Linked DNA regions of Homo sapiens: all the other regions are linked to region 1. Evidence: chromatin contacts called from ENCODE Hi-C or POLR2A ChIA-PET data. All regions are on one chromosome and are shown on one strand. The core of a region is the stretch at or near the end of the contact, and the rest is flanking DNA. Distances in the headings are between cores, read along the strand shown.

Evidence for each region. A loop is a pair of places that touch in the nucleus more often than their neighbours do. ChIA-PET counts read pairs that join two places held with the same protein, here RNA polymerase II (POLR2A). Pooled maps may share reads with other maps.
Region 2: a loop to region 1 is called in a pooled map, with 4 times the contacts of the local background. The contact joins the promoter of COQ9 here to the enhancer-like site in region 1. A Hi-C loop is called at or near these places in 5 of 50 pooled maps. POLR2A ChIA-PET finds 5 or more read pairs at or near these places in 2 of 52 experiments (GM10248 and activated CD4-positive, alpha-beta T cell).
Region 3: a loop to region 1 is called in a pooled map, with 7 times the contacts of the local background. The contact joins two enhancer-like sites. A Hi-C loop is called at or near these places in 1 of 168 maps with a recorded cell type or tissue (GM12878), 9 of 37 single-sample maps with no recorded cell type and 4 of 50 pooled maps. POLR2A ChIA-PET finds 5 or more read pairs at or near these places in 3 of 52 experiments (activated T-cell, activated naive CD4-positive, alpha-beta T cell and endothelial cell of umbilical vein).

The regions. Positions count from the first base shown.
Region 1 is chr16:57,588,222-57,592,721 of GRCh38, forward strand. All of the region lies in intron 1 of LOC105371291 (a long non-coding RNA gene), which reads right to left. Among named protein-coding and RNA genes, the nearest start is that of ADGRG1, 38 kb to the right of the region's middle. RefSeq lists a silencer at 1,418-1,487. Within about 2 kb of position 3,035, at least 13 of the 41 ENCODE cell types and tissues checked have a DNase peak (open chromatin) inside an H3K27ac peak, as active enhancers do.
Region 2 is chr16:57,444,376-57,449,131 of GRCh38, forward strand. COQ9 (coenzyme Q9) reads left to right here and starts at 3,104. Exons shown (of 9, transcript NM_020312.4): 1 at 3,104-3,203. The coding sequence starts at 3,131. It overlaps CIAPIN1 (cytokine induced apoptosis inhibitor 1), which reads right to left and starts at 3,010. Exons shown (of 9, transcript NM_020313.4): 1 at 2,967-3,010. RefSeq lists an enhancer at 2,922-3,216.
Region 3 is chr16:57,336,408-57,341,203 of GRCh38, forward strand. No RefSeq gene overlaps it. Among named protein-coding and RNA genes, the nearest start is that of CCL22, 20 kb to the right of the region's middle. Within about 2 kb of position 3,309, at least 2 of the 41 ENCODE cell types and tissues checked have a DNase peak (open chromatin) inside an H3K27ac peak, as active enhancers do.

The DNA of each region.
Region 1 (4,500 bases), core at 1,785-4,284:
CGAGCATTTTGGATTTTGGATTTTCAGATTAGAGATACTTAGCCTGTATTTGATAGAGGACATTCTTTGATCATGATGCAATGAAGTTAGAGGGTAATAACAAAAATACAATTTAAAAAATCCCATATATTTAGGAATTTGTCACAGAGATCAACAAATTGACCAAAGAAACAGAGAAGAAAGCCCCGAGGCAGATGCAGGCATACGTGGAGCTCTGACCTATGCCAGTGGGAACATGTCAGATCAGTGTGCAAGAGGGACTATTCATTACTCAGAGTGGGTAAAATTGGTTGTTCACGTGAGGGGAAAGTGCAGTTGGATCACTACCTTACAGCATAACCGAGAATCAGTTCTAAATGGATTAATAATAGAGGTACAACTTTAACACAGTTTGGAGAAAACATAGGTTAATATCTTTCTGCCTTCAGGGAAATAATTGTTAAATAAAATACACCAAAAAGCATTAACTGTGATAAAATAATTGATACAATTAAAAAATAACAATTTTGTTTCCCCAAAGATACCTTAAAGCAAATGAGAAGACAAGCTAAATCTGGGAGGAGACATATACACATATACATGCATAATCAGGATTGGTATCAAAAACCCCTATGAACTAGCAAGAAAAGGAAAAATGTGCAAAAAAGCCATGAACCAGCATTTCACCAAAGATGAAACAGCTATGGCCAAAAATTATGACAAGATGCTTAATTAAGCCCACTGGCTATTAGGCACGTGGAAGTCAAGACCACAACGAGACATCATCTTTCACGCATTTGATGGGTAAACATTATGATGTCTGACACTGCTAAATGTTGGCGAGGACGTGGATCAACAGGAACTCTCAAAATTGCTGGTGAGAGTGTAATTAGTTCAAGCACTTTGGAAAAGCAGTTTGGCATTTCTCTTCGTGTAGAGCAGGGGGCCCCAACCCCCAGGCCATGAACTGGCTGGGGAGGAAACATTATCACCTGAGCCCCACCTCCTGTCAGATCAGTGGTAGCGTTAGGCTCTCATAGGACTGAGAACCCTATTGTGAACTGTGCATGTGAGGGATTTAGGTTGTGGGCTCCTTATGAGAATCTAATGCCTGATGATCTGAGGCAGAACAGTTTCATCCTGAAACCATTCCCCACTCTGCCCCCCGAATCTGTGGAAAAATTGTCTTCCATGAAACCAGTCCCTGGTGCCCAAAAGGTTGGGGATCACTGGTATAGAGGCACACTGGCACACCTATGCTCTGGCAAATCTACCTCCCAATTATATCTAAGGGGAAGCCTTGCAGTGTTCCTAGAGATGCACCTGAGAATGTTCATAACAGCGTTGTTAGTAATCACAGAAACAGCCCGACTTCCCCTTGATAGGAGAGTGGCCTTGTGGTATCGTCACAGAACACAGCATTCTAAACCTCTGAAAGCAAATGGACCGCAGCTACCGGCCACAGCGTGGGCAAAGCTAAGACACATAAATGCTGATAAAAAAAAAAAAAAAAGTTCCAGCGACTACAGTTTCATACCTTTAAAAAATTTACTTATTTATTTTACTTTTTTTTTTTTTTTTTGAGGCAGACTCTTACTCTATTGCCCAGGCTGGATTCCAGTGGTGTGACCTTGGCTCATTGCAACCTCCACCTCCTGGGTTCAAGCAATTCTTCTGCTTCAGCTTCCCGAATAGCTGGGACTACAGGTGCTCACCACCATGCTCAGCTAATTTTTGTATTTTTAGTAGAGATGGGATTTTACCATGGAGGCCATGTGATCCTCCCGCCTGAGCCTCTGGAGTAGCTGGGACTACAAGCACACCACCACACCCAGCTTTTTTTTTTTTTTTTTTTTGTAGAGATGGGGGTCTCACTATGTTGCCCAGGCTGAGATTACAGGCATGAGCCACCACACTTGGTCAATACCATTTTTTTTTTTTTTTGGAGACAGTGTCTTGCCCTGTCACACCCAGGCTGGAGCACAGGGGTGCAATCTTGGCTCACTGCAACCTCTGTATTCCAGGCTCAGGCAATTCTCCTGCCTCAGCCTCCCAAGTAGCTGGGGTTATAGGCGTGTGCCACCATACCTGGCTAATTTTTTGTATTTTTAGTAGAGACTGATTTTTACCATGTTAGCCGGGCTGGTCTCAAACTCCTGGCCTCAAGTTGATCTGCCCACTTCGGCCTCCCAAAGTGCTGGGATTACAGGCGTGAGCCACCGTGCCCAGCCCATACCTTTTTAATAATGGTTTAATGCCAAGAAAAAGTAAGTAATACATATCTAAACATTTATACTGCACTGAACTATACAGACAGAGCTGTAAAGGGCACATACAAAATTCAGGATGCCTCTGGGGAGGGGAGGTAGGGAAGGGTAGGGGAGACTCAGGAATTTGGATTTTGTTTGCAGGCAAAGGAGGGGGCACTGTTTCTAAGAAGAGTGATGATACCACCGTATTTTTGAAAAATGATGAAACAGCGTGGGGGAAACTGCTATGTCTTCCATATTCAGGCTTTTTCTTCTCCAAGCCCATTTCCTCCCTAGCAATGATAAGAGGAAACACTCCCGGTGAGTCAGATGCTCTCTAAATATTTTTGCTCATTGAATGTTGACACCAGCCCTGTGTTTAGTATCATACTGGGAACACGCATGAGGAGCTGAAGCACAGACAGGTTAAGTGGCTCGCCCAGGGTCATACAGCTACTCAGTGCTGGAGCCGAGATCACACCAGGCTCTGCTTCCCCACCAGAACCATGAGAGGTTGGGAGTGACCCTACTGGACAGGGATATCTGAGGTGGGAGGGGCTGTGTGTGTGTTCATGCTGAGGCCGGCATGCTTAGAACATCAACCTCAATTTTCCTCCCCACAGGGTCTGGCGGGGAGGCAGGGAGCAAGGTCGTTAAGGGTGGGCAGGGTGAGGGGGAGATTCCCTGACAGCCTGGGTTCTGCCCCTCACTTGCTACAGCCCCATGCAAGCCTCTTGGCCTCTCTGAGGCTCTGTATTCTCACCTGTCAAATGGGGGTTGTCCTGGGTGTTACTTCAAAGGCTGATGAGAAAGGAGTGAGTGGGCTGGCTCGCAGCCTGGCGTGACAAGCAATGCATAAATGTATGCCGTATGAGTCACCTGTCCACAGTGGCCCCAGCAGCTCTCTCTAGCAGGGCTTGGCCAAGACTAGGCCCTCAGAGTGTAAGAAAACTCCTGGTTTGGTGCCTAGCACACTATAGATGTGGCAAACTGTGTCCAAGAACGTTTTGATGGGAGCCTGCCTGGATGACAGAAGATCAGAGTGTGCTGGAATGTCCCACCCTTTCCAGCTTCCCGCAGCCAAGCCAGGCTCTGGGGTGATCATTCCCATAGCAACCACCAGGGGTCAGGGCTGGCCACTTCTGCCTTCTTCCCTCATCCTAGCGCCTGTGGGTGGCGATGACATCCCTGCCATCTATGAGGTGGAGCATTTCCAACAAGAGCAGGTCTGAGGCCCTGGCTTGACTTTCCCAGTCCTGTTAAAGAAGAACATTGGTAAGTGTGTCCATCCATCTGTTGGGCTGTCTGTTGTTCTAACATTCACCCATCCATTTATACTTTTGTCCATTCATCCATTTATCTGTTCATTCTTTTGTCTGCCCATCCATCCATTATCGCTTTATCTTCTATTTCCTCATCTATCCACTCATCTGTTCCTTCATCCAGCCATTCATCTGACTATCCATCTGTCCATTGTCCTCCACCCGTCATCCATCCGTCCAGCCTCCATCCATTCATCCGTCCATCTATCCATTCTAATGTCTGCGTGTCCATCTGTCCATCTATCCATCCATCCCTCCATCCATCCATCCTTCCTTCCTCCTTCATCCACTCATCTGTCCATTCTAATGTCTGTGGGCTCTTCTCTTCATCCATCCATTCATCCATCCATCCATCCATCCATCCATCCATCCATCCAATGTTCAAACACCTGTCCATCTACTCTCTGTCTATCCAACATGCAGTGAGACCTTCTGTTGAGCCAGGACTTGCTCAGCTCCAGGGTACCCTATGAAGGAAGGAGACCCAGTTCCCGTTTCTGCCACTTCACTCCCCCACCTTTGGCTCACCATTTGCTGGGGAGTGGAGAAGTATCAGGCAGTGATAACATAATGAGATGTGTGTGGTCAAGCTCGGAGGTGCAAAAATGTCATATTAATTTTTATGTCACATTAGACTCCAAGGCCTCTCATCCCCTGCATGGGTAGGAAATTCAACTCGTCCTTTATGGAGAAGGCCATTGGGTTAAACAAAAATCTGGGTGGCTTAGGTTGCTTGCTCCTGGAAGGAAAACGGGGGAAGGGCCTGGGGTTAGACTCCGTGGTCTCAACGTGGTTCTCTACACCCTCCAGGCTTGGTCCAGGGAAAGCTTTGCTAAGGCTGAGAAGCCTGCTTCTCAGAAGCACGCCAGACCTGCTTTCAGGCTGTGCCTGGCACAGTGGGAGCCTCTGGTCTCAGACAGGCCCTGCATTTGTTCCCTTACCCAGGAACC
Region 2 (4,756 bases), core at 1,854-4,353, 140 kb before region 1:
CTAGAACTCTGGGCTTCCACTTCTCTGTGGCTAGTTTACCTGCCTTTGCTTCAAGCAGTCCTATAAAACCCTGCTTCTCCTTAGCCATGCCTGATAGGAGGACACTCCAGGGAGTGATGGGAACCTGCTTTTTCATTGTTAGAATTAGTGTAAGAGCTGCGCTTTATGATCTTTGGACAGTACTCCAGTGGGACTGTGTCAGTAAATTAGAAGAATGTAAAATGCTTTGCGTTCCGTATCTCCCAAAACTAATCTTATGGCAAGAGGAGCTTATGAACTACATTCATTAAACATCAACCCTCAAAAAACAGGCATAGCCACTACTTTCAGTCAGCATTTTTCAAATAAAATAGGAGATAATATTCTTTTAAATATCTAAAGCCAAAGTGTGATACTTTTCATCATCAGAATTTTATGTTGCTGTTGTGAATTTGTCTTTTAAAACAAAAAAACCCGTAAGGAAAAAGTGTCCAGTATCTAAGACAACATGCTTAGAAGCTGTGAGTCAGGACCCAGTTTCATAATAAGAGGTAGCATCATTGTCACGTCACTGAGCTTGTTGGGTACCTCTCCAACTCTGACTGAGGCACACACATGTGCATGGCCCTTCTAAAATGTTACTGGCAGGCAGTAAAAGCGGATGTCTGAGAACAGACTGTTTTTTAGGTGCCCAGTAAGCATCAAATCTTGAGGCATTTGGTCTCTCTTCTGGTGAAAGGGGACAAAAGCAAAAAATAACACTGAAGTTTGGGCTTCAGTTCAAAAAATTCTTTAACTCGGGTGCATAAAAGAGTTCCAAGAATACTGACAGTTATCAGAAAGGAAAATCCTAATTAAAATTAACTAACTGGGCTGGGTGCAGTGACTCACACCTGTAATCCCACACTTTGGGAGGCTGAAGCAAGTGGATCACCTGAGGTCAGGAGTTCAAGACCAGCCTGGCCAACATGGAGAAAACCCGTCTCTACTAAAAATACAAAGATTAGCTGGGCATGGTGGCGTGCACCTGTAATCCCAGCTACTTGGTAGACTGAGGTAGGCAGAATTGCTTGAACTCAGGAGGCGGACGTTGTAGTGGACCAAGATCTTGCCACTGCACTCCAGCCAGGGAGACAGAGTGAGACTCCATCTCAAAATAAAAAAAAATTAAATTAAAAACATAAAATTAACTAACTGAAGCTCTTGTGCACATACATGTCACTGCCTGGCCTCTGGGTGACCAGTACCAAGTGGGCCTAACCAGCCTGCTGTGCAATCCAAGTCAGCCATTGCCCCTCTCTGGGCCTCAGTTTCCCTGCCAGCTTTAGCAGAATGGTAGGAAGGCACAATTACAACCTGCAAATGAGACCTAAGAAACCTACTATGTGCCTGTCCCTACACGGGAGACAGACAAGAAGACACTTGTTCCCTGCCCTCAAGAGAACGCTCTGTCTAGACACTTAGACTAAGACCTTAGAGGTTTTTTTTTTTTTTTTTTTTTTTTTTTTTTTGGCAGAGTCTTGCTCTGTTGCCCAGGCTGGAGTGCAATGGCACAATCTTGGCTCACTGCAACCTCCGACTCCGGGGTTCAAGCGATTCTCCCGCCTCAGCCTCCCAAATAGCTGGGATTACAGGCACCCACCACCACACCCAGCTAATTTTTGTATTCTTTGTAGAGATGCGGTTTCGCCATGTTGCCCAGGCTGGTCTCGAACTCCTGAGCTCAAGTGATCCACACGCCGCAGCCTCCCAAAGTGCTGGGATTACAGGCATGAGCCTGGCCCAGAATTTTTTTTAAAAAGTGAGAATCAACAATGAAACAGGAACGTCTCCAGGCATTTGGCGTGTGTCAGGAATTAGGGTTTCAGAAAGGATACCCAAATGTTAGTTTCCACAGGAAAGGCTCATTCAAAGATGGATGGATAGAACTCAGAAACAAATCCTTATGGAGAGGAGTGTTTTACCTAAAACCAGAAATATGGATCTAAAATTTTAACCTTTGGGGTAAGTTTTGGCTTAGGAGGTCTTCCCCGCACCCGTGCAGGGGGGAGCCGGATATTCTGAAAAGACTAGATTTGACAAGGGGTGTGCAAAGCACAACTTTAACAGACACAATGATGGGGTCTGACTGCAAACACAAAATCGACAGAATCACATGCTCTTGTCGTCAGTTACTCTTAGCCCAAAAACCGTTTACTTCTTCCTACTAAGCCTTCTCTGATGACACCCCCGTGAAGTGCTCTGTTAGTGGCTAGACCGTGACCTCCTTGAGCCATCCAGAGCTTGGCACTCAGTAATGTCAGAATGAAGGGCACCAGCCTTTCCCGAACTTGCAGATCCTACAAATCACCCGAGGGAGTGGTTAAAATGAGATTCCTGGACCACACCCAGACCCACTCAATCAATCCTTCTGGACAAAGGCCTAGCTGTCTGTTCTAGTAACAAGCATCCTTCCGATCTGGATACTTAATTATATCAACTCAACACGCTGGGGGTTCGGACAAGTTGCAGGTTCGAAATTACAATCGTGAGCTCAGGTACCCCCCGACTCCAAGGCTTTCGTGCTTTGCTGCCAGGAACCCCCAGGGACCAAAACGTCACGGGGACTGAGGCCCAAGGTCACAACGATTGGCTACTGGTAGGACCGGGTCTCAGAACCAGGTCTCCCCGATCCCAAGCTCGGAGCCGTTTCTCCTCAGCGTGGTGTCCCCGGGGCCTCAGAGTAGGGCCGGCTGCGCAAGGGACGAGGCAGCCGGGGAACGGCAGAAATTCCCAGTCAGGACCCCAGGGAGGTTAGGGCCGGCCCTGGCCCCTCACACCGACTTCTCAGGAATAAACCAGCCGGGGCTTTCAGCGGGGCGGCCGTGGCTGCGTTCCCATCGAGGAACGGGGTGGGAAGAGAAAATGAGAGGATGTGGGAACGAGGGTGGGCCGGGAGGGGACAGTTGAGGGAGCTCTGGCGCTCAGCTGGCCCCCACCACTCTCACCTGCCGCCTGGGCTCGCTCCCGGCTTCTCTCCAGCCGTCGACTCCACGCCTTGCGCCTCTCGCGAGAGGAGGAGGCTCCACGGAGCGACGACTTCCGCCCTCCTTAGGGCCGTGGTCCCGTAGCTACCGGTCGCGTCGCCGTGGGCGACGTGCCCGCTTCCAAAATGGCGGCGGCGGCGGTATCTGGTGCGCTTGGCCGGGCGGGCTGGAGGCTCCTGCAGCTGCGATGCCTGCCCGGTGAGGGGGCTGCCAAGCCGGGGAGAGGCGGGGAGCGCGGAGGGGGCGCGAGGCCGGCTTCAGCTGGGTTCGACGGTGGGGGGAAGAGGCCGTTGGGGCGGCCCACGAGCAAGGTGAGGTGAAGGGCATCGGCGCGGGCTCGGGCGAGCCGCCTGGCTAGCTTCGGCCCTGCTCCGCTGTCTGTGAGGGGCAGATGCAGCGGGGCAGGGCCTGTCACCCCCATTTCATGGAGTTGGCAGAGCCTCAGAGAGGGCTCGGGGTACGAAAGTCACGCAGCCTGAGCCTGTTGGTTACAGAACTGGCAGTCGCAGACCCATTCTCAAGTCCATTGCCAAGTCCACTGGAAGGACAGGTGGACACGGCCACAGAGAGCCTAGTCCATTGTTTCCCGAAAGCCAGCCGTTTCCTCACCACTTCACGAATTCTGTGATACTCTCTTACCACCTTTGCCACTATGTACTCAGTATTTTTATTTTTAAATAGGAGTTCTTAAAGAGGAAACTTTATATCATTGTCATAAATGGAAAACTAATATCGCCTTCCTTAATTAGAACGTATGCATTAACACTTTAGCATACATACATAACTGATGAAACGTTCACCTGTATTTCACCTAAAATCTTCTCATGACCCTCAGTGGTACTACAGTCATACTTTGCATCTGCTCCTTCCTTTTCAAAGTTTTGCGGATATTTGTGCCGTATCTTTCAGTACATGTATTAAAATATTGATATTTTGGCACATACTATTCTGTTTCTTTTTTTTCTTTTTTTTTTTTTTCTGAGACAGGGTCTGGCTCCTCAGCCTCCCAAGGAGCTGGGACTACAAGTGCGTGCCACCCTACTTGGCTTAATTTTGTTGTTGAGACAGAGTCTCACTCTGTCACCCAGGCTGGAGTGCAGTGGTACAATCTCGGCTCACTGCAGCCTCTACCTCCTGGGTTCAAGTGATTCTCCTGCCTCAGCCTTCCTAGTAGCTGGGGTTGTGCCACCATGCCCAGCTAATTTTTTATTTTTAGTAGACGGGGTTTCACCATGTTGGCCAGGCTAGTCCAAAACTCCTGACCTCAAGTTATCTGCCTGCCTCAGCCTCCCAAAGTGTTGGGATTACAGGTATGAGCCACCGCCTAGCCCCCTTTTGTTGTATTTATACAAAATTCCAAACTAAAGATGTGTAGTAAAAGTAATGTCTATGACCCCGCAAATCCACCAAGAGAAATGAAGGTATGTGTCTACAAAAAAGTTAGTACAAGTATATTCATAGCAATTTTATTCATAGTAGCCAAACACAGAAACAGTCCAGTTGTCTAGCAACAGAATAGTATTTTTTTTATGGAATACTATTCTGCAATAAAAACTAAAAATCAGTCAAAGAGAAAGCTGGACACTAAAGTGATAAGGACCATTTTTAATCAGTAATAACTATTGCAATAGGGAAAAGAGTCTAGCATGAACGGAGCCCAACCTTGAGTTTAGAGCATGCAGAAGTCACTGGGTGTTTCAAAGAAAAAATGAGGGAGGAGGGAGGAAGGCAGGTGGGGACTCAGTAGAGTC
Region 3 (4,796 bases), core at 2,059-4,558, 250 kb before region 1:
AAATACCTATTCAAGTCCTTTGTTCATTTTAAAATTGGGTTATTTGTCTTTTTCTTATTGTGTTGCAGGAGTTCCTCATATATACATATATATATATATACATATATATATATATATGTGTATATATATATGTTTTTTTTTTTTTTTGAGACGGAGTCTCACTCTGTCACCCAGGCTGGAGTGCAGTGGTGCGATCTCAGCTCACTGCTGCCTCTGCCTCCTAGATTTAAGCGATTCTCCTGCCTCAACCTCCCAAGTAGCTGGTATTACAGGTGAACACCACCGCACCTGGCTAATTTTTTGTATTTTTTAGTAGAGATGGGGTTTCACCATGTTGGCTAGGCTGGTCTCTAACTCCTGACTTCAGGTGAACCACCTGCCTTGGCTTCCCAAAGTGCTGGGATTACAGGCGTGAGCCACTGCACCTGGCCGAGTTCCTCATATATTTTGCATATTAACCCTGGATATGTAATTGCAAATATAGTCTCTCATTCTATAGGTTGTCTTTTCACTCTGTTGATTGTGTCATTTGATGCACAGAAGTTTTAGATTTTGATGTAGTTTAATGTATCTATTTTTACTTTTGTTATCTGTGCTTTTGGTATGATTATCCAGAAAATCCTTGCCAAGTCTGATGTCATGAAGCTTTCTTGTATGTTTTCTTCTAAAAGTTTTATAGTTTATTTTTTACATTTAGGTTTTTGATCCATTTTGATTTAATTTTTGTATATGGTGTATAAAGTAAGGATCTTACTTTATTCTTTTGTATGTGGATATTCAGTTCTCCCATATCATTTGTTGAAGAAACTGTCCTTTCTCCATTGTATAGTCTTTTCACTCCTGTCAAAGCTCATTTGACCATATGAACAAGAGTTTATTTCTGGGCTCTGTATTTTGTTCCATCCATTTATATGTCTGTCTTTATACTGGTACCACACTGCTTTGATTACTGTTGCTTTGCAGTATGTTTTATTATTTATTTTTATTTATTATTATTATTTTTTGTAGAGATGGGATCTCACTTTGTTGCCCAGGCTGGCCTCAAACTCCTGGCCTCAAGCATTTCTCCTGCTTTGACCTCTCAAAGTGCTGGGGTTATAAACATGAGCCACCCTGCCTAGCCTGTAGTATGTTTTTAAGTCAGAAAGTGTGATGTTTCCAACTTTGTTTTTCTCTTTCAATATTATTTTGGCAATTTGGGTTCTCTTGAGTTTCCATATAAATTTTAGAATTTTTTTTAAAAATGATGTTGGGATTTTGATAGGGATTGGATTAAATTTGTAGATTGCTTTGGTTACTATTGACATCTTAACAATATTAAGTCTTTTGATCCATGAACATAGGATGTCTTTCCATTTATTTGTGTCTTTGTTTCTTTCAGAAACATTTGTAGTTTTCAACATATAAGCCTTTTATCTTGTTGGTTAGGTTAGGTTTATTCCTACATATTTTATTCTTTTTGATGCTATTGTAAATGGAATTATTTTCTTAATTTTATTTTCAGATTGTTAATTGTTAGTGTGTAGAGATGCAATTGTTGTTTGCTTTTTTTTTTTTTTGACAAGATCTGGCTCTGTCACCCAGGCTGGAGAGCAGTGGTGCGATCTCGACTCACTGCAACCTCTGCCTTCCAGGCTCAAACCATCCTCCTGCCTCAGCCTCCCAAGTAGCTTGGACCACAAGCGTGCACCACCACACTCAGTGAATTCTGGTACTTTTTGTAGGGACAGGGTTTCGCCATATTGCCCAGGCTGTTCTTGAACTTGTGAGCTCAAGTGATCCATCTGCCTTGGCATCCCAAAGTGCTGGGATTACAGGCATAAGCCACCACACCCAGCTGCAATTGACTTTTATGTGACCATTTTGTGTCCTGCAACTTTACTGAATTGTTTGTTAGTTTTAATAGCTTTTTAATGGATGCAATTTTTAGGGTTTGCTGCATATAGGATCATGTCATCTTCAAACAGAGATAATTTTACTTCTTCATTGTCAATATGGATGCCTTTTATTTCTCTTTCTTGCCTAATTGCTCTGGCTAGGATTCCAGTACTATGTTATTAGAAGTGGTGAAAGCAGGCATCCTTACTTATTCCTGGTCTTAGAGAACAAGCTTTCAGTCTTTCACTATCAGGTTTGTTTTAATCTGCACATAACTATGCTTAGGTAGTTTCCTTCTATTCCTAGTTTGTTGTGTATTTCTCCATTGTTTTGGACAAAAGTCATGTGTTAATCTTACTGTCATTTCTGTGTATATGATGGATTTTCTTTTCTGCTTTCAAGTTTTTATTTTCTTCTTTTCAACAGTTTAATTATAACGTGCTCATGTGTGGATCTCTTTGAGTCTATCCTACTTCTGGCTCATTCAGATTCTAGGATGTGTAGATTAATGTTATCATCAAATTTTGGAATTTTTCAGCCATTTTTTTCTTTGAATATTTTTTCTGCCCATTTCTCTATTTTTTCCCTCTTTCTCAGAGTCCTGTTACCTGGATGTTGGTGCATTTGATGATGGGCCAAGGCTTCTTAGTCTCTGTTCATTTTCTTCAGTCTTTTTTCTCTCCATTATTCAGCTTGTATAATCTCTGCTGATCTATCCTCAAGATTGCCAATTCTTTATTTTGTCAGCTCAAATTTGCTTTTAAGCCCCTCCAGGGAAATTTTCATTTTAGACACTATACTTTTCAAATCCAGAATTTCTATTGGTTCTCTTAAAAATAATTTTTCTTGGCAGGGCACGGTGGCTCATGCCTCTAATTCCAGCACTGTAGGAGGCTGAGGCGGGTGGATCACCTGAGGTCAGGTGTTTGAGACTAGCCTGGCCAACATGGAAAAACCCCATTTCTACTAAAAATACAAAACTTAGCAGAACTTATAACAAACTACAAAAACTTATAACAAAACTGCAAAACTGTGAGAAAAAATAATCATTTGAAAACTGGAGATTGATCAAAATTATAAGTAGTAGGTAGAATAATGGGTGACAGAGTGAGATTCTGTCTCAAAAAAAGAAAAAAGAAAAAACTAACACAGTATGTAACAAATTGAGAAGTGTTTACTTTGAAAAGTCTTGAACTTTAATGAGAAAAGAATGAGGGCTTTGTGTGGGTGGGTGGGTGTTTCAGAGCTTCCTCACTCAGTCATTCTGGAAGTCCCATCTATATGTGATACATTCTTACAATGGAATACTGTGGAGGAATGAGAATGAAGTAAAAGGGCAAGCAAAGACATGGCTGAATCTCCTAAACATAATGTTGAATGAAAGGAGTCAGGCACAGGCCAGGTGCAGTGGCTCATGCCTGTAGTCCTAGCTGCTAGGGGAGCTGAGGTGGGAGGATAGCTGAGGTTGAGGCTGAAGCGAACCGTGATCGTGCCACCGGACTCCAGTCTGGGTGACAGAGCGAGACGCTGTCTCAAAAAAAGAGAAGAAGTCAGGCATAAAGGAATGCTTTCTGTATGATTCAGTGTTTCTTTCTGTTCTTTGTTTGTTTGTTTTTTTGAGACAGTGTTTCTCTCTGTCACCCCCCCCGGCTCATTGCAGCCTTGGCCTCCCAGGCTCAAGTGATCCTCCCACCTCAGTCTCTCTAGTAGCTAGGGGCCACAGGCTTGCATCACCATGCCTGGCTAATTTTTGTATTTTTTTTTTTTTTTTTGGAGAGATGGGGCCTCACTACATTGCCTAGGCTGGTCTCGAACTTGGGCTCAGGTAATCCTCCTACCTCAGCTTCCCAAAGTGCTGGGATTAGAGGCATGAGCACCCAGTGCACCCAGTCACTTTTTCTATGATTCAAATAGAAATAACTAGTTTAGGTATTAGGAGCCAGAATGGGCTTTCCTTGGTGGTGGCAGCAGAGGGGTTGTGATGGAAGAGGTCATGAGGGGGTTTCTGGGTTCTTCTTCTTCTTCTTCTTCTTCTTTTTTTTTTTTTTTTTTTTTTTTTTTTGAGACAGAGTCTTGCTCTGTCACCCAGGCTGGAGTGCAGTGGCGTAATCTCTGCTCACTGCAACCTCTGCCTCCCGGATTCAAGCAATTCTCCTGCCTCAGCCTCCCGAGTAGCTGGGACTGCAAGCACCCACCAACACGCCTGGCTAATTTTTGTATCTTTAGTAGAGATGGGGTTTCACCATATTGGCCAGGCTGGTCTCAAACTCCTGACTTTGTGATCCGCCTGCCTCGGCCTCCCAAAGTGCTGGGATTACAGGTGTGAGCCACCATGCCCAGCTCTTGTTCTTCTTCTTCTTTTTTTATTTTTTAACTTTTTATCTTCTAGTAATTTCAAACTTACAGCAAATTTGCAAAAATAGAGTAAAGAAATCCTGTATTTCCTGTATTTCCATCATCCTGATCCACCAACTGTTAACATTTTACCACTTGAGAAAATAATAATTCTTTCCGTACGAGGAGTCCAAGCCCATGTAGATACAGCATCCCTGTGACAGTGACTTCCAGGATCCCACACTAAAAGAAGGGCAAGAGGAGGAGCCTTCTGACACATGGTTGGTCCTGGGGGACCCATTCCTTAGGTAGGTGGCCACTGACCACAGAAAGAGATGACACTGTTCATTGTCCAGTTTGAAGGCTCCTGAGATTCCAAACGCTCTTGGTTCCCCCCTGGTCTTCTCTATAATTCTCCATCTGTGTCCAGATTACCAGGCTTCAGGGTGAGTAAATAACAGGGAACCGAGGGTTGGGAGGCACTACGGAAAGAACCCTGGGCTCTGGGATAAACGTCCATACATTTTCTTCTTCTTTCTTCCCCTCACACCATTCCTCATGCTTTTCTGCTTCCCCTTTCTGCT